Linked DNA regions of Mus musculus: region 2 is linked to region 1. The links are chromatin loops, found by intact Hi-C in ENCODE. Cell type or tissue: heart. All regions are shown on one strand. Each heading gives the region's core, and the rest is flanking DNA. Links, peaks and the distances in the headings are about the cores only.

Region 1 (10,596 bases), core at 1,591-9,590:
AAAGGATTACAGTTCTAAGCACTCACAACTTAACTGTTAGTGGCATTCCTTGGGCTATATAAATCTTGCTCCTCTTTGATTGGAAAAGGTGCTTGTGTTGAATGTCCTCCAGTTGGGTAAGAAGAAAGACCAAGAAAGGCTGGAAGAAACAGCTTAGCTACTGACAAAGCTCTCCAGATCTTACGTTCAACTAACACATCCTTGCTGTCTGATCTGCAAGGCACCACCCAGTGCAGGCAGGGGCCATGTAACACTTAAAAGGACAGATGCGGGCAGGCCATGTGACAAAAGGACAGACGAGGCAGGAAGAACAGGTGCACATTGCTTGGGGAGGAGCAGGCATCAGAGCTTCAGACTCCTGTGTGGAAGAGGTCATCCTTGTATTTGTCACAGCTCCTCAAGGCGCACACCCTCCATCCAGTTCCTGTTGGGGCTGAGTAGATTAGTCTCATCATTGACGCTCAGCTGGAAGTCAAAGACCTTTAAGCTCTCAACAATGTGTGCGGGTGTCACAGACTTGGGGATTGACACCAAGTTCTTTTTTGGGAGGAACCAGGTAGCCCCCGGGTTGTAGTTTCATTCTTGGCTGCAGTTGCCTTGGTCTTGGGATCCTCCAGGAAAGAAGGCTCTTCAGGCTTGGCCCAGGGCCTGTCAGGAGAACCAAGGGGACTATACGAGGTCACCCCAATGCCTCTTGGACTGGCAGTACCGAGTCCATTTCTCCTGAGTTAGGTGTGAGTAGCACTCAGTCTGATGAACCACAGGTTTCTATGTTAAGCCAGGTTTGGCTGAGATCCTCTTGATCTGAAGAGGGTTGAAGTCAGAGACACCGATTGCTTTCACCAAACCTTCATGCTCTAGGTGATCCGTGGCTGTCCGAGTGGTCCCCCAAATCAGTGTCACTGAAAATCATGTTTCCTGATGCATCCACAGGAAATAGTCAGGCCCAGGCTTGAAGCCTGCTGGCCAGTGAACAAGGCAGAGGTCCAGGCAGTAGAGTGGCAGGTCGCCGAGTGTCTTCTGGCAGGCTCCTTTCACCATGTCCCTGTCATGCACCGTACACCACAGCTTGCTGATGATGAAGAACTGGTGTGCCCTACCTGTTCCTTGAGTATCTCCTGGAAGACCACTCCCACTGCTTTCTCATTCTGGTGCACTGGGCACAGTCAGGGTGACGGTACCCAATGTCAATAGCAACCTGCACAGCCCTAGTCACTTGGCCAGGAGGATGTCCGGGTACCCAGACCCAGAGCTGGCCATGACTGCGGCATGTTACACACCCTAGCCAACAACTGTGATCCTGCCTTCTTAGGAGGAACACATGAAAGTATGATCAGAAACCTAGGCGTGGGCTGGAGAGATGGCTCAGCAGGTAAGAACACCTGTTGCTGTTGCAGAGGACCCAGGTTCAATTCCCTGCTCCCAGATGACAGTTCACGACTGCCAGTTCCAGGGATCCAATATCCTCTTCTGGTTTCTGAGGACCCCAGGCACGCATATAATACATAGACGCGCATGCAGGCAAAATACTTATACACCAAGACAAAAATAAATCCCTTTTTAAAAAAATGTAGGAGCCTAGTCATGAGCTGAGTGTGGCACACATGCCTGGAAGCGCTGCACTCTGGAGATGGAGGTGGGTGGGAGTTGCTGTTTTAGAGCCAGCAAATACCCGGAATAGCAAAACCCAGGCTCAAAAACAAAACAAAAATAGAGAGTGACCACTTCTGACTTGGCAAATTTGTGTCTCGTGTCCACCTGTCGGTGTCTGTAGACAAATGACTGGAACCTTGATATGGTGAATTATTTAATAAAAGGAAATGATGGTCATGGTTTTTGTTAAAATCTTCGTCATATCTTTTTGTCAAAATTATCATCACTAAGGGAACTGGGTAGATGTAACAACTCATTCAGAGGCAAATAGCAGACACATTTATAAACCAGGAATTCAGAAATGAGTTTGTAAGAGAGTTGCCCCTCCTCTCAACAGAGTTTGTCTGTCCAGGCATAAGAATCTCCGGGACTGCCTGCCATGTGGTCCTTCTCAGCCAAATGAAACGACAGGCTAGAACCAGCCAGCCCTGAGCAATGTCGACAGGAATGCTTTCCCTTGGAAAAAATACACCTATTCTTGTTCTGCTTTGGATTTAAAAAAAAATTTCAAAACTGTATATATATGTAACTATACGCACACACACACACACACACACACACACACACACACGCACACACGCACACACGCACACACACACCTTGAGAGACAAGTTACTTTTTTTTCTTATGAGTTTCTTCTCTGAAAAGCAGGATAGTATTGAAGGTACCCCGTAGCTGCCTAAAGGCCAACTGGTTGGCAGACGTACAGCCAGCCCATCACCAGCTGCCATTTTCTTTCAGATTGCTCTACCAGAGCAGAACATCTGCCCCACCCAACAAAGTGTGGTGTGACCATCTCAAGATGCAGGTCACTGCTAGCCAATAACGGCCAAAGGAAGCCACCGAAGAGATCACAAATCAACCAAGATTGGCAGGTTGGCCAAAGCTCAGGGTCTACTTTGGGTTTTGTATTCCTCTGCATGGATCTTGTTTGTTTGATCACATGCATGGTTTTCTGGGGGAACCAGGAATGGAGACAGGCTCTTAAGTAGCTCAAGCCAGCCTGGAGCTCCCTAGTGTGGAGGATGACCTTGAACTTCTGACCCTCCTGCTTCCACCTCCTGAATACACGCCCAGTTTTATGCAAAGCTGGGAATCAAACCTAGCACTTTACAGTCTGAGCTACATTTCTAGCTTCCTTTCCTTAGGTTCACTCTTTCTCTTCCCTACTAACCAACCCACCAACCCACTGTGTGTGTGTGTGTGTGTGTGTGTGTGTGTGTGTGTGTGTACACTAGTGTGGTGTAAGGTGAGGATTGTTTGTTTTCTTTGAATTTCTTTCACTTTCATCTTCGTTCCTGTCCATTATTTTGTTTATTCCACCTTTACTTGAATCTATAAGCACCTTAATTTTCTCAGCTACAAAATGGGGGTGTCAGGAACCATGGAAGCGCCTGCCTCCCTGGAGAAGAGTGCATGGTCTATCAGATCATGCACCGTTATGGCTCCAGTCAACCAGGCTGGAGGTGGCTGCTCTGGTTTCCCACCTGTAAAACAGAAGCACCGAGACTCACAGATGCTGTGCCTTACAGGGACTGTCCTCTGAGCCAGGGGGACTGTTTTCAGTTGTCTGAGTAGATCTAGGTTTCCGAGCTGCCTCACCCAGGATCAGTGAACTGAATTTAAAGTGAGCTGAAGATAAAGTGGGTGACTGAAAGGAAGTATGGAATGACACAGGGCTGGGCTGGACTCAGGGTGACAGAGGAAGTCCCAAGATCTGGAGACCTAGTGGGTCAGTGGGAAGAGATTAGCTCTAGTGAGGAAGGCACCCCAGGGAAAGCCAGTGGGAAAAAAGAGTGTGTTCGGAAGCCTGAGTGTTCCTACGAAGAGTAACCACACTGGCATGTTGGCACACACTCTGAACGCTGCTACTCAAAGCTGCTAATTCCTACTCTTCTCTCCAGTCAGTAAGTGTTGGTTGTATACATGTGGGAGACTCCCTAACTCTGGGGACTCATTGCCACCCTGCCCTCTCCCTCAGAATGGAGTGATACATTTTAATCCTGCCCCCAGTACCCTACAGAGACCATGTGAACAGCTTCCACTTGGGGCCAGAGAGTCTGGGGTTGCCCTGGTCCCTCATTTTTGTGTGAAACCTGGGTACATTATTTATGGGGATCATTTCCTACCCCAAAGGGTTGACTACCAGATGCACAGAGATAATTCCACCATCCCATAGGGGCTTACACTAATTCCTAAAGTCACTTCCACATCCGAGAACTGAGAGGGCATGGTTTCACGTGCCTGCAATCCCAGCACTGCAGAAGCAGAGGAAGATAGATGCTAGTTGGAGCCACTTTGATCTAGCTAGTGAGTTCCAGGTTAACAAGAGCTATATAGCCAGACGCTTTCGGAAGTTCAGTACCTGTCCCCGAAGCCCCTCCGAGGTTTAGGAAGTCTCTAGAGCCTCCAGACGCATGCCATTAGCACCGCCCTTCTTGCTCCCTTAGACAAAGCTGAGGAGGCCCCAGTGTCTTCCAGCACCCCTCTCCCAGCTCAGTCTCCCAGGGACCCACCTGCAGTACTCCTCCCAGCCAGCAGGGGACGGCATAGCATCAATGGACAGGTGCAGCGGTAGGCGCCCAGGATCTCCTAGAGCTTGGATAATAATTTACCGTAGACAGACAAGAATATCCTAGATTGTGGGCTTTATCTTTAAAATATGCTTCAGGAGGGAGCTTGGCTTTCTGTGGACCGTGGAATTATCCATTCGCTGTACAGGGACTAACCAGGCACCCTATGGTGCAAAGCACTCACTGTGTGGATATCCAAAACAGACCTGTTTCTGTTAGAGGGACTAATTTCATTGAACAGCTTAGCACGTGTTTACTGAGACGTTACTAAGTGCCAGGCTCATTTCTAGGCCCTTCCCTGTGTTCTTTCGAGTCCTCCTAACAGTCCTGAGATTTGAATATTTCGTGCCCACTGTCACTAAAGTACCAAGAAAGGGATTAAACGACACCAAGAGGAAGTAGGGACTGGACCTTTAGGGCCCGGTGTATAATGTCCCTGTGTCAGGAAGAGTATATGGATGGTTCCAGGATGGAACACACACCAGGGACTGGGCCTTTCAGACATCCACGGAGTCGGCCATAAAGATGGCAGAAGGGAAAGAAGAGAGAAAACTGACCAGCTCTGGTACCTCACTCTCTTCCTGTCATCTTCCCTCTCTCTGGGTCTAGACCTGCATTCCAAGGCCCTGTTCTCCCTTACACTCCAAGGGAAAAAGAAAATCCTGTCTTCAGAATCATCAAATCCTTAAATTCTAGGCTCCACACAGCACTTTCTAGTTGTGTTTCCAAAAGAAAGTCACTTTTTAAAGAAGAATTTTCTGTGTGTGTTTATGAGTGTTTGTCCTGCAGGTAAGTCTGTGTAACACACATGCAGCGCCCACAGAGGCCAGAAGAGGGCATCAGATCCCTAGAACTGGAGTCACAGATGGTTGTCAGCTGCTGTGTAGATGCTGGGAATAGAATCTGGGTCTTCTGGAAGAGCTAAGAGTGATCTTAAGCGACAAGTGATCTCTCCATCCCACGAAAGCCACTTTTATTTCTAAGAACTTCCATCTCAACTGGAAATGGGAAGGTCTTCCTCACTAGGGTGAGTTAAATGAGACCTGTACAGAGACATCCCACAAACGAAACCCAGAGAAGCCAGCTGTCAGTGTTCTCACACACTCCTACTCAAACAGTACCCAGAGCACAACTAATTGGTCCTCCCAAGACCCACCCCTCCCCCTACAGAAACGGTTACCTCACCTCACCTCTGTGCCTGTAAGCTACCTCACCTGACCCATTCATCATATGTCTCACACACACCCCGCCCGCCACTTTTTTAAAAAAATTTTTTATTGTAGCTCATGCTTGTAGGGATCAGAGGAAAACCGAGTGAAACCCTGACTGAATGAGTAATGCTGACGTGGGGTTAGCCACTCAAGGATTATAGCCTCAGACCCATGGAAAAACAGCAAAGTCTCCATCTCCTGCCAGGGTGGGGCTCAGAGGGAACCCGGAAAAGCCTTCTCTTCTGATCCATGTGTGGATGTAGACAGAGTGTACAGAAATGTCTGTCATAGCTTTATCCCACCAACACTGCCATGTTTAGGGACTAAAGAATACTCCCCTAGAGACTGTACCTACCACATTAGCCAAACCTTGATCCAGTATACCTTAATCTTGCCTCCCTGTTTATCTGTCTGTATTAACATCTCTCCTTGTTCAGCTGTATACGGTAACTCCCCCTTCCTCTTCAAGTCTATATAATAAACACTCAGCTTCCAGGATGCTGTGGTTTCTCCATCCAAGAGCCTAGTCCACCCAGTCCCAGCTTCCTGTATGGTATGTCTGTGTGTCTGTCCTTTCTTCATTCCCTTGCTGTCCACCTCAGGTCAAGCTCCAAGGACTCAACACATGCTTGTCTTGAACATCATTCCCCTGCCTCTGCATTCTGAGTGCTGGGGTTACAGGAGTGCTCTGCCGAAATGTTGAGTGAAGGCTAGATTTTAATGTGGCACTTCAGATGCCAGAGACTGCACCCCATAAACATCCCCTGGTTCCGTGTGCCTTGTGCAGAGGTGGGGGTGGGGCAGCACTATTGCAGGGTGGACCACGCACTGTACAAAAGGAAACGGAGGACAAGCCAGGGATGCCTGGTTGTTATGCAAGCAGCCCCATCCAGAGTGCTATGTGAAGGCTCTTGTTCCCCTCCTGGCCTTTTTCTCCCTCCACTGTTAGTGGGTGGGAGTCGGAGTTCTCTATTTATGATGATTAGGGGTACCAAGTTCGTTTGTTTGTTTTCAAGACAGGGTCTTACTGCACAGCTCTGGCTGTCCTGGAATTCATTATGCAGAATAAGATGGCTTGAAACTCACAAGAGATCTAACTGCCTCTGCCTCTTGAGTGCTGAGATTAAAGGTGTGTGACACCATGCCTAAGTGTCCCAAGTTTAAACTTTCCAGCTTGGAAGTAAATGACCAGGAAATAATACAGTGAGGATTCCAGCAGAGATCGCCTCCCCAGGCATCCTAACTCCCAAAGTGAGAGATACTCTCCTGTTATCACTCAATCTCCATCGACGAAGGAGCCACTCTACCACTCTGGGAGGTGAACAAGGGAAACAGACACAGAAGCAGACCACCCATCTGATGGGGCAGTTATGTCAATGGATCATGAACAAGTTGAGTCACAAGATGGAACCAGGAAGGCAAAGGCCCCTGAAGATCTTTCTAGTCTGACCTTCTAGTTATTCTTTTGGTGGTGGTGGTGGGGGCGCAGAGGTTGGTTAGCTTGGTTTGTGTTTGTTCTGTCTGTTTTGCTTTATTTTGTTTTGTTTTGTTTTGAGACAGGGTCTCACTAGGCAGCCCTGGCTGTCCTGGAACTCACTCTGTAGACCAAGCTGGCTCTAAACTCAAGAGATCCGTACCTGCCTCTGCCTCCCAAGTGCTGGGATTGAAGCTGTGGACCACTTTCACAGCTTCCTCCTTATTCTTAAGAAAACAGAATGGGATAAGGAAGGGAAAGCAGACACTGGGAGCTCGGTCACAGGTAATTCCTACCCACGAATCCCCACCTTCTTAAAGTAGGCAGGATGGAGGCTTAGACACCTTTCCATTACCCAAGGGTGTCTCCTGGCAGGTGGGCTTGCATGTCAGCCTCGGCCATCACTGGGAAGGGGAAGAGTAAGTTGCAGGCCTCACACCCCAGGCGCCAGGCCACAGATTAGAGGCAGCTTCCTGCTTGGCTCTTGTCCAAGGCCATTTCACAATTGCGGGAAGAGTGCCGGGTTGAGAGTACCAGGTTACTGCTCTCTCCACCCCCACTCCAGCCCTCCTAACCACCCCCCCTGCCCCACCCCGGTAGGGAGTACGAGCCAGGCCCTGCTGCAGGTTCAGAGGCTGAAAACATTTGCTGACCCTCAGAGTGGGATGGAGGTGGCCATGCTCGGCCACCTCGCTCCCTCCTCCCTCACTGACCACCTGCAAACACTTACACAGCAGAGATCCTTTTAAGGGTGGAGTGGTCAGCTCAGGTCATTCCCATAGCAACTCTAATGCTGAGTCAGAGGGGGCCTGGAAGGCCAGGGGGCCACAAGAGCCACAAGAAACAAGGTCATGGTCAGCTTCCCATTAGGAGACCAAGTGCCTGGAAGACAGCATGTTCCACAGAAGAGCACAGTGCTTCATTTCAACATGCCAGTGTCTGAGGCAAACTGGCTCTGCTGACTAAATTCAGACAGGAACCGAGAGAGACACAGAACGTGTGCTCAGGAGTCATTGTACCGGTCACTTATATGGCCAGTTCTGACTGGTTTGAAGTAAGGAGGTAGTGGTAAGGGACCCAGAGTCTCCTGTCTGTCAGTCTTCAGGAAGAGACAGAACAAACCTGGGTGAAATGTCAAACCACAAGACAAGGCAGGGGGAGGCAGGGCCCACACTGGCATGCTACACGGTCAAGGAGAGCCAGTGAACACACACACACACACACACACACACACACACACACACACAGAGAGAGAGAGAGAGAGAGCGAGAGAGAGAGAAAGAGAGAGAGAGAGTCTGTGTGCAGACCTCGGGAAGAATGAACCTGAGGAAGACAAACAGAGAATGGAAGACAGTCAGGTGCAGAGAAGACAAAAGAAATCTTTCACACTAGGCAAGGAGACAGGACTGAGTGAGCACATTTGGGGACAGGGACCTGCTTCCCCAAGGGAGCTGGTAAGTCTTAAGAGCATAAGCAGCTTCTTCACTGAGACTTTCCGTGTGTGTGTGTGTGTGTGTGTGTGTGTGTGTGTGTGTGTGTGTGTGTGTCAAGGCCAGGGAGACCAGTCTCTCCATTGCAGGAAGTGCTCTGACAACAGGAAGCAGCTGCATCAGGCTCCAGGGTCCTACTAATGTCTCTCACTCGCCTACACTGACTGCTGTCCCCCCCACCCCCATCCCTCCCCCCACAGAACAAACTGTTCTATGAGAAACTCTGGGGACAGAGGGTTCACACCTGCTCCGAGGTCTGTTGGGGGCAAGTCCTCAGGAGCCAAGGCTGAGAGCCCAGTAGAGCCCGTGGCTCTGCACAGCTTTTCTCTGCCCCTACCTCCTCCCACCCCAGACCCAGCTACTGTCCACTGGGGCAACGAAGCCCAGAACATTAGCTCTGGAAAACGGGAAGGGTCTCTTCAGTAACAACTCATCCTGGGACTTTCAATGATGTCTCCAAAGTAGGCCCTAGACTCCAGGCCTCAGCCTCTGGAGTGGGGCTGCTCAGCTGTGAGAAAGAATTGAACACTGAGTTCTAAGCTCCACTCTCATTAATCAGTCCCATGATATTGGACCAGTCACTTCCTGTCTGGCTCCTGTTTCTTCCTCTACAACATGAGAGATGGAAATTGATGGATTCTAGGGTCCCTTTCAGTTTTAAATTGTGCAGCTTGGATGTTCTAAAGCTATTTCAGGGTGCTCAAAGGGACTGGAGCTAGGACAGCTAAGGGTAAGACTCCAGCTAAGGTCCATGTAGAGTAGAAATGGCCTCAAGGGGCTAAGAGCCCTCACTACTTTTGGGCTTAAGAGCCATTACTACGCTTGCAGAGGACCTGAGTTCAGTTCCCCGCACCCACATCACATCAGGTGGCTCACAGCTGTCTATAGCTCCAGCTCCAGGGAATCTGACACCTCCAGAACCCCACAGGCAGCTGCAGTCACATGCATATAACCACACACATAGACACAAATGTGTTATATAATTTAACATATTTTTTAGAAAGTTAGAAAGTAAGAAACTCAATTCAGAACTTCATATCGTCACTTAAAGACAAAGATTATCAGGGGAGTTGGCAATACTTGTAATCTCAGCTCTTAGAACACTAAGGCAGGAAGATTTCTTTGAGTCTGAGGCTGGTCTGGGCTGCACAGTGAATACCAGGACATCCTAGAATAAAGTGTGAGATCCTGTCTCAAAAAAAAAATATATATATATGGCAAGCATGATGGTGCACATCTATAATATGAGCCCTGACTACTCTTGAAGACAGTACATATATAATTCCAGCACTTTGGAGGCCAGAAGCAGGAAGATCAGGAATTCAAGGTCAGCCTTAGCTATGTCATGAGTTCAAATTCAGGCTGGGCTGAACAAGACCATGTCTTCAAAAATAAAATAAAACAGAAAAGAGAGACAGAGACTAAAACCGACATGGGCCTCTTGACTTGAGAATTTCTCTCAAGAAGAGTAAATTAGGAGGGGGCCAGCAAGACAGCCCAACAGGTAAAGGCACTTGCCACCTGAGCCTGGCAGCCAGGATTCCATCCTCAGAATCCATGGAAAGGTGCAAGAGGAGAACTGACTCTGCAAGGTTGTCCTCTGATCACAAATGGTTGCTATGACATGCGTACCCCCCACACACATAATACACATGCACACACAGTGATAAATTAAATAATTCGATAGTAAAAAAAGAACTACCTGGGCACATAGTAGCACAGGGCTGTGACCCAAGTATTTGAGGCTAAGGCAGGAGGATCATTGTGAATTTGAAACTACTCTAGGCTCTATTGTGCGTTAAGCCCAGCCTGAAATATATAGCAACACTTTGTTTGTTTATTTGTTTGTTTGTTTTTTAAAAAGAAAGATGGAAGAGGCAGAGAGAGAGAGAGAGAGAGAGAGAGAAGGGAGGGAGGGAGGGAAAGAGGAAGGAAGGAAGGAAGGAAGGAAGGAAGGAAGGAAGGAAGGAAGGAAGGAAGGAAGGAAGGAAGGAAGGAAGGAAGGAAGGAAGGAAGGAAAGAACAAGCTGTAGTTTTACTGAAAAATTCCAAGCTCTTGGTATAGAGGAGCCGGGAGGCTTCCGGATGCTGGATGTTCTTAGTCACACACACAGGACTGGGAAATGGGGGAGATCTGAGGGAGGGTCACACTGGCCAGAGAAGAGTGGGGTTCAGTAATAGCTGGGAAGGACAGA
Region 2 (10,596 bases), core at 968-8,967, 210 kb after region 1:
TCTCTAATGTCCCTGGAGGGGTACAACTTTCCAGAAGAGTGTGAGCTATGAAAATCAGGAGATCTGACTGTGCACCAGAACTTGGAGTGGCAGGACAGAGGGCTTCTTTCCTGAGACAGGGGGGAGGGAGACTTGGTGGCATTTCTTGGCAGGCAGGTTAGCATGGTTCCCTACTCGCCTGCCCGCCTGCCTGCCCATCCTATCTGCAGTGACAGGGCCACCATTTCTCACTTGGTAGATGATGACCAACTCAGAGTGAGCTCACCTAGGGTCTCCAGTGAATCACAGGAGCAAGCAGGAAAGGTCCTCTCTTAGAGCCGTCATCCCATCTCAGACCTTCCAGGCTCCTGGATCTTGTCTACAAAGCATTGCAATCACAGTGGATAGTTATTATCGAGCCCCCGAAAGACAGGATGAGCTTGAGGGTTTTTTTTTAAAGATTTATTTATTTATTTATTTATTATTATATGTAAGTACACTGTAGCTGTCTTCAGACACTCCAGAAGAGGGCGTCAGATCTTGTTACAGATGGTTGTGAGCCACCATGTGGTTGCTGGGATTTGAACTCCTGACCTTCGGAAGAGCAGTCGGGTACTCTTACCCACTGAGCCATCTCACCAGCCCCCGAGCTTGAGGGTTTTAAGCCATGCCTAAGAAACAGCTGCTCATGGTGGTTGGGCCTCCCCTTGAACGGGAGGGCATTGGGAGCAAGCTGGATCCTTGCTGTGGTGATGGTATGACTGGGGTGTAGCCTGAACTGGAGAATGCCTACTAGTGCTCCAGGCCACTTCCAGCTGAGGCACCGAGGAGGCCTTTTGGCTTCATACACTCCTGTCCCCACATATCTGTGATATTAGGGGTTTCTGGAAGGCTGTGACTTGGGAGACATCTCTACTAAGCTAAGGTGTGACAGGGCAGAGCATAGCACTAGGGAGGTCAGGGTCAGTTGATTCCTGTGTCTGCTTGGGTCAGCTACAGGGGTCTAAAAGAAAGAGGTGCTAACACTGAGATGGGCTCTGACAGCATTTGTTTGACCTGCCAGTCACCACGCTGCCCATCCCCATAGAGGACACTGAGAACCCTCATGGGCCATTGTGTATGCCAGGGCTCTCCCGCAGTGGAAGCAGTCATCATGGGCTCAGAGGCAAACTCAGGGGAGTAGTTCCCTTCAAAGCAGACTTTCCAGATAAATGCTCTCTAGCTGGGGCTCTTAAAGGCTTGACAGAATCTTCCTTCAACCACCCCTGTGTACTTGCAGAACCCTAGCAAGGCTCTGGTCTTGCTTAGAGTGAGTCCCCAAAGCCTGGGAATAGCATAGAGCTGGCAAGCCTATGTCAGAACCAAGATTTGGGGCACCTGAGCAAGCCTAAAGTGGCAGCTCGAGGAGATTTCCTTGAGAGGGTTCAGTGCTGTGGCCATGTGTGAAACCTAGTGAGTGCAGACATCTGCCCCTGGGATAGGTTAGGGGCACCCTAGACAACCTTCTGTGTAGCCCCTGTAGGGTCCCTCTTCACAAGCCTTTTAAAAATACAAGACTCCTGAAGGGGTGGTGAGGGGTGGGCTCCTTTTGCTCCAGCGCTGGCAGGAAGGCTCAGATAGGAGAGGGCTTCACCAGCTTTCAAGGATGGGCTGTCTTTCCTCTGTGTCACCCCCAACTGAGGCTGAGAGTAGCTGCCCCCCCCCCACTTTTTCCTCCAAGGGTTTTAGCCAAGAGCCTAACCTCCTAGATACACAGCCTCACAAGAATGCTGCCACACAGCAGCCATGGCTCCTTCCCTGTCTCGGTTTTGGGAGCCAGTCACAGCTACCCACTGCCTCTTGCCCAGGGCCACCTCCACTCACACCAGGAGCCTCTGACCCAGCTTCCCTGAGAAATCTGTCTCCCTGAGGCCTGCTTGTCAGTTGCTCAGGAAGAAATACCTAGCTTGAGGCCCCCCCCGGGGGGGGGTTACTGTCTTTGTCTCCCCTGGGAGTGGGAGAGTGGGTATAAAGAGATGCTCCTGTGCCTGTCCCCTGGGGGGTAGGGGGTACATCTGCTGCTCTGGTCAGGTTCAGCTCCATTGTTTGCTTCCTCAATTTAATCTGAAGTCCTGGGTGGCCCTGCTAGTGTCCAGGCCACAGCAGCCAACCCTGCCTTTAGGAAGCTTGTCTCAAATGTTCCTTAACACACCCAATATTGTCTCTTTCCTTGTCTTTGCAGCCCAATTCTGCTTTCCGACCACCACAAAAAGACTCCTCTTCAAACCTGGTAGCCAAGGCCCAGTCCTTGCCCTCAGAGCAGCCCATGGGGACCTTCAGTCCTCTGACCACCTCAGATACCAGCAGCCCCCAGAAGTCCCTCCGCACAGCTCCAGCCGCTGGTCCACTTCCAGGCCGGTCTTCTCCAGCAGGCTCCCCCCGTACCCGGCATGCTCAGATCAGCACCAGCAATCTCTACCTGCCCCAGGACCCCACAGTGGCCAAGGGGGCCCTGGGTGGCGAAGACACGGGCATTGTGACCCATGAACAGTTCAAGGCTGCGCTCAGGATGGTGGTGGACCAGGGTGACCCTCGGCTGCTGCTGGACAGCTACGTGAAGATTGGGGAGGGCTCCACGGGCATTGTGTGTCTGGCCCGGGAGAAGCACTCAGGTCGCCAGGTAGCAGTCAAGATGATGGACCTCAGGAAGCAGCAACGCAGGGAGCTGCTCTTTAATGAGGTGGGGACCTGGCGGGATGCCCGCAGGGCAGTAGAAGTGTTCAATGAGGCTTGCACGGCACGTGGGGCTGACTTGGCAGGAGAACAGGATGGCCTGACCATGGGATGCTGTGCTGGGTACTCAGGCTTCTCTCTGCCCTCAGGTGGTGATCATGCGTGACTACCAGCACCTCAACGTGGTGGAGATGTACAAGAGTTACCTGGTAGGAGAGGAGCTGTGGGTGTTGATGGAGTTCCTGCAGGGCGGGGCCCTCACAGACATCATCTCCCAAGTCAGGTGGGCATCTGAAAGGGCTGGGCAGAGGGAAGGCCACCCCACCACTGCTTAGACGTGGAGATCAGTTGCCTCTGGCCAATAGGACTGATCTTACTAGACTCCTGCCTATTTGGGGTAACTGAGACTCCATGGTCTTAGATTAAAAATGGGCAAGAAAAACGTGTACTCCGGGGTTGCAGCCTGCTGAGTCTGCAGCCTGGGAGTTGTAGTCCCTTTGCCCGGGACTCCTTCCTACCCAGCCCAGCCATGCTGACCACATGGCTCTCCCATGGTGGCTTGCCTTCCCTGTCCAGACTGAATGAGGAGCAGATTGCCACTGTGTGTGAAGCTGTGCTTCAGGCCTTGGCTTACCTGCACGCCCAGGGTGTCATCCACCGAGATATCAAGAGTGATTCCATCCTGCTGACCCTTGATGGCAGGGTAGGTCCTCCCTTTCCACGGCTCAGCTGCCCTCCCTGTTCTCTCTGGTGCCACTCCTCTTCCTGGTCTCTACCTACTTCCTTTTCAACTCCAGGTGAAGCTCTCAGACTTTGGGTTCTGTGCTCAGATCAGCAAAGATGTTCCCAAGAGAAAGTCCCTGGTAGGAACTCCATACTGGATGGCTCCTGAAGTGATCTCCAGATCCCTGTACGCTACTGAGGTAAGGGTTCCCTCCATCCCCAGCTCTCCAGGCTTCGGGCCACGTAGCTCCTCGGTCTTGCCCATGTTAAGTATTTCCACTATTAATGACCCCGGTTCTGAGGTCTCCACTTAATCAGTACCTACCCGCTGCCTTCCTTTTGAGACAGGGTCTCTCTGTGTCCTCCATTTCCTGGGACTCACTATGTAGAGCAGACTGGCCTCAAATTCACAGAAATATGCCTGCCCCTGCCTTCTAAATGCTGGGACTGAAGGTCTGCACCATTGCACCCTGACCTGCCTCCCCTTTTTGATGGAGTTACTCTCACCTGGACTTCACTATGCAGCAGGCCCTGCCACACACTGCTCTCTTCTGCACTTGCTTATGGCCAGTGTTCTCCATGAGGGGTGGTTTCTATGGTCACTGGCCACTCATACAAAAAGGGGCTGAACGTAGGGCATCGGACCAGGGGGTGAGGGAAGGAGGCAGCCACACTAGGGCACCTGGTAGGAGACAAGATACTCCATCCAACACACTGCCACCAAGAGCCAGACCCCAGCAGCAGAGTCAGGGCTATTCTCCCGCAGGTGGATATCTGGTCTCTGGGCATCATGGTGATTGAGATGGTGGATGGAGAACCCCCCTACTTCAGTGACTCCCCAGTGCAAGCCATGAAGAGGCTGCGGGACAGCGCCCCACCCAAGCTAAAGAACTCTTACAAGGTCAGTTATTGTGTTAGGTGTGAACTCCTCAACCTCATACCCCCAAGCCCATTTCTCCTGAGACAGGAGGACAGGGACCTGGAGCCATGGACTCAGAAGGATATATATATATATATATATCCACATATATGTTTTTGGTCTTTTTCCACATAAAACCTGTGCAGTCACATGTATGTACCAACCATCAGATTCATGCCAACAAATTCCCACCTGCAGCTGCAGCAGGAGAGCCACGACACAGCAGGCTCTTCGCCTATCCCTATGAGGAGGAAGAGGAGCCCTAGCTGTCTCCCAAGGAGGAATCCAGAGTACAAATCCTTCCATTCTACTTGTCTGGGGCCCATACCAACACAGTGCCATCACATGATTGGGCTTGTCCTCCTGTATGACACATCTCGATCATAGCTGAGCCACTGTTTGCGCCTTAGACCCAGTATCTATACTTATTATAATTAACTCTCTCCTGCCAAATAAATCCATTCCCCTGCTGCCAGATTGCCACAGGACAGACAGCTAAATGGTACTGCCACCTAGTGGCCAAAGCTAAAAAATGCCCCAGAGGATTGATGCCCGGTTTCTAACAGGCTCTAAGACAGCTTGGTCCCTGGAGACTGCCCTGCGAAGCCTGAGATGAGCAGGTCTCAAAGAGCACCCGTTAGTTAGTTAACTGCTCCAGGGGGGCAGCCTTCTGTAGCATTCCCCAGGCAGCCCGGTAGATGAGGAACTGGATCGCTGATGCCAGTTCCATGCCCCTTTCGCAGAGCTGCAGAGCCTGAAAGCCAAGAGCCCCGAGAAGCAGGCAGGGGGAGTGGGCCGTGTGTGGAACCCAGCCACCCAGACTTCCAGACATCCTCATCCCATTCATTGCTCTGCCGCTCTCATAACAGGTGAACTGGCCTCCTTCTCCTGCCTCCTAAGCCAATCATCAGTGCGCCTGGGAGGAACCAGAAAGTAAGAAAGCAGAGAAGATGAGGTGTGGAGCTAGTGGGGGCCCAGCAATCAGGCCGCCGAGAAGTGACTGCGAGCCATGGCTTCCCCTCACCCCCTCACGGTTCTGTTCCATAGGTCTCTCCAGTGCTGCGAGACTTCCTGGATCGGATGCTGGTACGGGAACCCCAAGAGCGAGCCACGGCCCAGGAGCTTCTGGATCACCCGTTTCTGCTGCAGACGGGGCTGCCTGAGTGTCTGGTGCCTCTGATACAGCTCTACCGCAAGCAGACCTCCACCTGCTGAGCCCGCACCCAGGGTGCACCTGCCACCTGTGCCCACAGGCAAAGGACACTGGACAGCCGTTCCATTGGCAAGGCCTACCCGCCTTGCCCTCTCAGTGTTCTCTCCAAAGATCGAATGTGAAGCTCCGCACCTTCCCTCCTGCCCTTTTGCCCGCTGGGCCAGGCCGGACCTGCCCCCCTTGGTTTCACTCCCCAGAGTCCCAGTTGCCTTTGGGATGACAGTGACCCCTTCTGCAGGTTTGGCCCTTTGTTATTTGCACAGGGATGTTTCTAAGAAACGCGGAGAGTGGTGCTCTTGGCCGCAAGCCAGCAAAGCCGACAGGCTGCTGCAGATTTTTAAAGGCAGTGTCCACAGTGACCTGGGGCAACCAAGAGGGTGCATGCTCCATCTCCACATGGACACTTGCTATTCTCAACTGAAGCTTCAAACCCTGGAGTCCCAGAGGGCCACGGGGAAGGATTTCGCTGCCTGAATCCTTCTTCCTCCTCTGGTCTGACTTCTGGAAGCCCCACTTGCACCTGTTTCCTGTCTGTTCCCTGGCACTGCCTCGCCCTAGAAAACCTCTACGGAACTGTGAATAGCCTGTGTGTAGACCATGAGAGCAGCCAGGGGGGAATCTTCTGAGAGAGAGTGGGGTTGGCAGTAAACGTGGTTCCATTGTCCAGGATGTAGAGAACATTCTCTCTCTCTCTCTCTCTCTCTCTCTCTCTCTCTGTGTGTGTGTGTGTGTGTGTGTGTGTGTGTGTGTGTAAACTTCCCCCAGTGGCCCAGGTCCTTCCAGTCACCCACAGAGAGCCTCAGAAGAGCTGTCCACCTCTTTTCTACCAAGCTCCATTCTGAAGGAATCTGCTTTTTGGACCTGGCTTTCTGCCTCTCAAGTCTCATGTTATTACCTAAACAGGGAAGGGGTGTGTGTATGTCAAGTCTAACACATGCTGGGGGCCCTCAAAGTTTCTGAGTTTCTCCCATACTGAGGCAGGAATAGTAAGGGAATAAACTTTGTTTTACCTGTCAGCAACTTCTTAGCGGCCAGATCAGGGACCCCTCCTTTTCAGAACCCTGGGCTGGGACAGAAAGGTGAACCACCTCCCGGAGGGGGTCCCTCATGCCGAGCGAGGGATGGGCACCTCCTCTGTGAGCCTGCTGCCCCAGCTGTCCTGTTGATACTTCCCTGCCTCCTTGACCTCCCTCCCTTCCCACCTTCCTGGCTGTTGTGAGACAGGGAATGCCAAGGAAGAACTCTAGTGTCTGGACCCGATCCAGATAATATTTTTAGACTCCTCTGTTCCCTGATGACCTGCATTAGGGCAAAAAAAAAAAAAAATTGCAAGGTCTTTTTTTTTTTTTTAAGGGTCAGAGTTTTAAAAAAACAAAAGCATCCTTCCCTAGACATTTTTGTGACTTGTTTGCACTTGTGCCTGTTTTAAATTAAACTAAATGTTCGAACCTTTGGGTTTTTCATTCTCTGGGATTGGAGCCAGGCTTTCTTGGAACTGGATGCCCTTGGAGTGGGTGCCTGGTAGGGCTCCTCTGTGGTTACTTGAATCCACAAATCACCCAGCTTCTTTGGCTTGGACACCTAGAATGAGGGCCGAGGAAGGAGGAGCCGGGACGTGGAAGGCCCTGGGGCTGGAAGAAAGGGCGAAGAAGGCTCTGGTCAGGGCCGAGGAGCCACCAGGCGGAGGTGTGGGGGAGGGCCCTAGCAACCCAAGGCCACAGAGACTGGCCTCATTCAAGGTTGGTTTCTCCCTTCTCCTGGTCTTCAGGCTGCCCATAGAAAGTTCCCCGAAAGCAGCCCATGTTCCTTTCTTAAAACTGAAGGACTCTGACATTTCAAAAGAGTAGGGAAGTGACCAGAGACTTGGGTTCTAGCCCTGGGGTTGGGAAGTGGCAAAAATATCTTTTAACTTTTACTCCGACAGTGATTCCAATCTTCCTTTTCTGAGCTCTATACTCAAAACAGTGCTCATTGAAACCACTTAACTTGGAGCAAGGAGCCAGCCCCAGCCCCAGCCCCAGCCCCAGCCCCAGGCCCAGCCCCAGCCCCAGCCCCAGCCCCAGCCCCAGCCCCAGCCCCAGCCCCAGCCCCAGCCCCCCCAGCCCCAGGCCCAGCCCCAGGCCCAGGCCCAGCCCCAGCCCCAGCCCCAGCCCCAGCCCCAGCCCCAGCCCCAGCCCCAGCCCCAGCCCCAGCCCCAGCCCCAGCCCCAGCCCCAGCCCCAGCCCCAGGCCCAGGCCCAGCCCCAGCCCCAGCCCCAGCCCCAGGCCCAGGCCCAGCCCCAGCCCCAGCCCCAGCCCCAGCCCCAGCCCCAGGCCCAGGCCCAGCCCCAGCCCCAGCCCCAGCCCCAGCCCCAGCCCCAGCCCCAGCAGCGGTTCATTGGTTCATTGAGAAGCAGCCCCCATGACTTGTAGAATGGCCATGGCCAGGGCTGATGAAGGTAGGAAGTACCTCCAAATCAAGTGTGTGCTTCCATCTTTTCAAAGGAAGCCAAGAGGCAGCAGTGAGCAGGAAGGCAAAGAGAGGCCAGGTCTCCAATGCAACAACACTGGGTTTATTAGCTGTGCCTCCCCTGCCAGTCTTTTTCAGCACATCGCTCCAAATGCATGTGCCAACGTCCTTCATACCCTTCCACACCAACCAGCGCTAAGTGCCAGTGGCTGGGGTGACTGACTCTTCACAACGACGATGATGACGACAATAACAGGAAAGGCAGAATATGCAGCAAAGTCTTTTCCTACTGCAGGAGGGGACGAGGGAGGACCACAGCCTCAGTATACCTAGAGCTAACAGGAAGTCCAGAGCGAGTGAAGTGTGCTGGAGTTCTGTACAGAGCCTGCTAAGGCTTAGCTAAGGCTAAGGGCAGACAACAAGGCCCACAACTCAGTTGAGATGGGAAAGATCTACAGTGTATCAGAAAAACCATTTTCAACCACCCATGTTCCAGCAACTCCACAGACCACAGACAAGAGCAATCATTTACCCAACAGAGACTGACCAAAGTGACGTTCCCACAGGGTACATATCAGTGACACTGGATGGTTGGCAGCACCCCTGACACAATGTGTGAGCCAAATGCCACGGTGCTTGTAAGCCAAAAAATTGTATCCTTACACCATTAAAAAAGTCACTAAAAGTAAACATAGTTGAAAATAGAATGTGAGGGACGAAGGGTCAGAGGAAAAACACTATTCACTTGGAGTGTCCCAGCCCTGACCTCCTCTGACTTTTCAGACACTGTGGTATACTGTTCGTCTGCCCCTCGGGGTGAGAAAAGGCAGGTGTATGTGTGCAGGTGTGTGGGACAGAGGCCAGGAGTGTCTGTGTGTGTCCGGGTGGGGTGGGGTGGCAGAGAGATCATCCCAGAATGAATAGCAACTGTCGTAAGACAACACAAATGGTCAGGTCAAGGCTCAGAAGTCATAAGGGTTGGCAGCTCCAGTTGTTCTAAAGACAGCAGGCGATCTTCCAACAGTAGCCTTAGCTTGCAAAATAACTTGGGGTTCTTGGTAAAGGGGTCTTTGCTGGGCTTCTGAGCACTTCTTACCACACCCAGTGCTGACTTTCCTTGTTCACTGTTCCTCACTTCATTGAAGTGAAGTGACTTCAAGTATCCGGATTTAATATTTTACAAGAGGAACACGCTTTATGGGTAAAAAGCACACAGAGGGAGAAGTTACACATCAATGATCTCCCGAAGAAAGCCAAGTCTGAGCTCCCGGGGCGCAGCGGGGAGAATGCAGAGGTGCCACTAGGGGGCAGCAAGGATCACGGTCCCAAATGTGGGCTGGCGCGCGGCCTCGGACGTTAGCGAGGGAGGGCAGGAACTGCGGAGCTCTCTGGCCCCTGCAAAAACTGGTTTCCGACTTCCTACGCTTCAACCGCAGACCCAGTTTCTGAGCACCAGCATTCTCTCTGGGAAGTTCTCTCAGAGATACTGGTGAGAAACCTTTCCACAAAGACGATCTTCCACAAAGATCAACGTCTTCAAAGACTTTATCGCAGACAAGTGAGGGACTTAAATGCTCACTCTTCGGGGTTCACAACTAGAAACCCGAGGTACTATCACGGCCAGAAAACCTTCACTGCTTTGAAGCAGGAGTTTTTACCCCACCCTGCTGGTACAGATTTTCCACCAGGAGTTAGCACTGACACTGGGGTCGTAGAGCATGCAATCTGTCAAACTCCTTTCTTCGCCTTCTCTCTGAGGAGGTACAGTGTTGGAGGGCAGGGGCGGAGATGGAGAGGACAAAAGACTTCGCGGGGAGGGGGCCTAACTACTTCTCCACAGTTGCCTCTGACTCACTAATCTGCCCAGTAATAAAAGCTGGAAGCTGGGCTGGGCCAGCATCCCACGCGGTGGGGCCCAGGCAGGGGTCTTTGGTCTTGATCTAGCATCCATCATCTGCCCTGCCCTCCATTAACAGCCCAGCAAGAAGCAGGAGACGTTTAGCAGCCCCCTCCTATGCTCTCTCGGGAGTTTGATGTAATTTAGACCGGGACCTGCAGTTCGTGTGGGCTCTCGACTCCCGCGCCCGTCGCCGTTTAACGTGGCAAACACTACAGTCAATTATCCCCCTCGCTGAGGTGCTATTTAAAGAGACGTTGTCAGGTTCTTAAGCCTCGGATCAGACCTGCTGCTTTCTGCTTCATACACAAAGGCTCAAAACACGAGTTCTTTTGAGGGTTGGGAGAAATACAATTAAGCAAAAATCCTTCCTAGCTGTTCCACCCTCTTGGAGCACCCACGTGTGGAATGGGGGAGCTGGGAGGAAGGAGGGGGTGGGGTGCTATGTCCTTTCCATTTCAGGCCTCTGGGACTAAGTGGAAATATAAGTAAGGCTGGGCCAGGAGAAGGGAAAACATTGATCCTCAAAGATGAAATTCAAACGCAATCATTTGGGGGGTCAAGCAGGCCCAGAAGCCAAGAGTTAGTAGGGGCTTGGGGAAGCAGTGACCCACCAGTATCAATGAAGTTAGATCCCATAGTCTTGACTGAGACAGAGTCAAAGGAAGTTGATTTCCCAGAAGGGAAAGCTGGTAAACACCTAAA

What was found. A loop is a pair of places that touch in the nucleus more often than their neighbours do. Peaks named below come from ENCODE experiments on the same cell type or tissue, not always from the same donor. Only the 100,000 strongest peaks of a DNase experiment are listed, where the experiment ranks them.
Region 2: it touches region 1 in a loop (5-fold over the local background); 10 of 42 quality-filtered maps call a loop at or near these places.

What each region holds. Positions count from the first base shown.
Region 1 is chr2:118,482,950-118,493,545 of GRCm38, forward strand. It overlaps the pseudogene Gm13983. Among named protein-coding and RNA genes, the nearest start is that of Srp14, 8.6 kb to the left of the region's middle. In heart, for the core only: a CTCF peak has its summit at 5,054 (motif pointing right); DNase peaks (open chromatin) are centred at 4,192, 7,402 and 8,512; H3K27ac peaks cover 2,983 bases.
Region 2 is chr2:118,691,027-118,701,622 of GRCm38, forward strand. Pak6 (p21 (RAC1) activated kinase 6) reads left to right here. Exons shown (of 11, transcript NM_001033254.3): 6 at 2,201-2,698; 7 at 2,841-2,974; 8 at 3,268-3,394; 9 at 3,489-3,614; 10 at 4,181-4,315; 11 at 5,381-6,994. The coding sequence ends at 5,548. Ankrd63 (ankyrin repeat domain 63) reads right to left here. Exons shown (of 1, transcript NM_001081971.1): 1 at 8,077-10,596. Among named protein-coding and RNA genes, the nearest start is that of Ankrd63, 7.6 kb to the right of the region's middle. In heart, for the core only: a CTCF peak has its summit at 4,860 (motif pointing left); a DNase peak (open chromatin) is centred at 5,445; H3K27ac peaks cover 208 bases; H3K27me3 peaks cover 6,411 bases.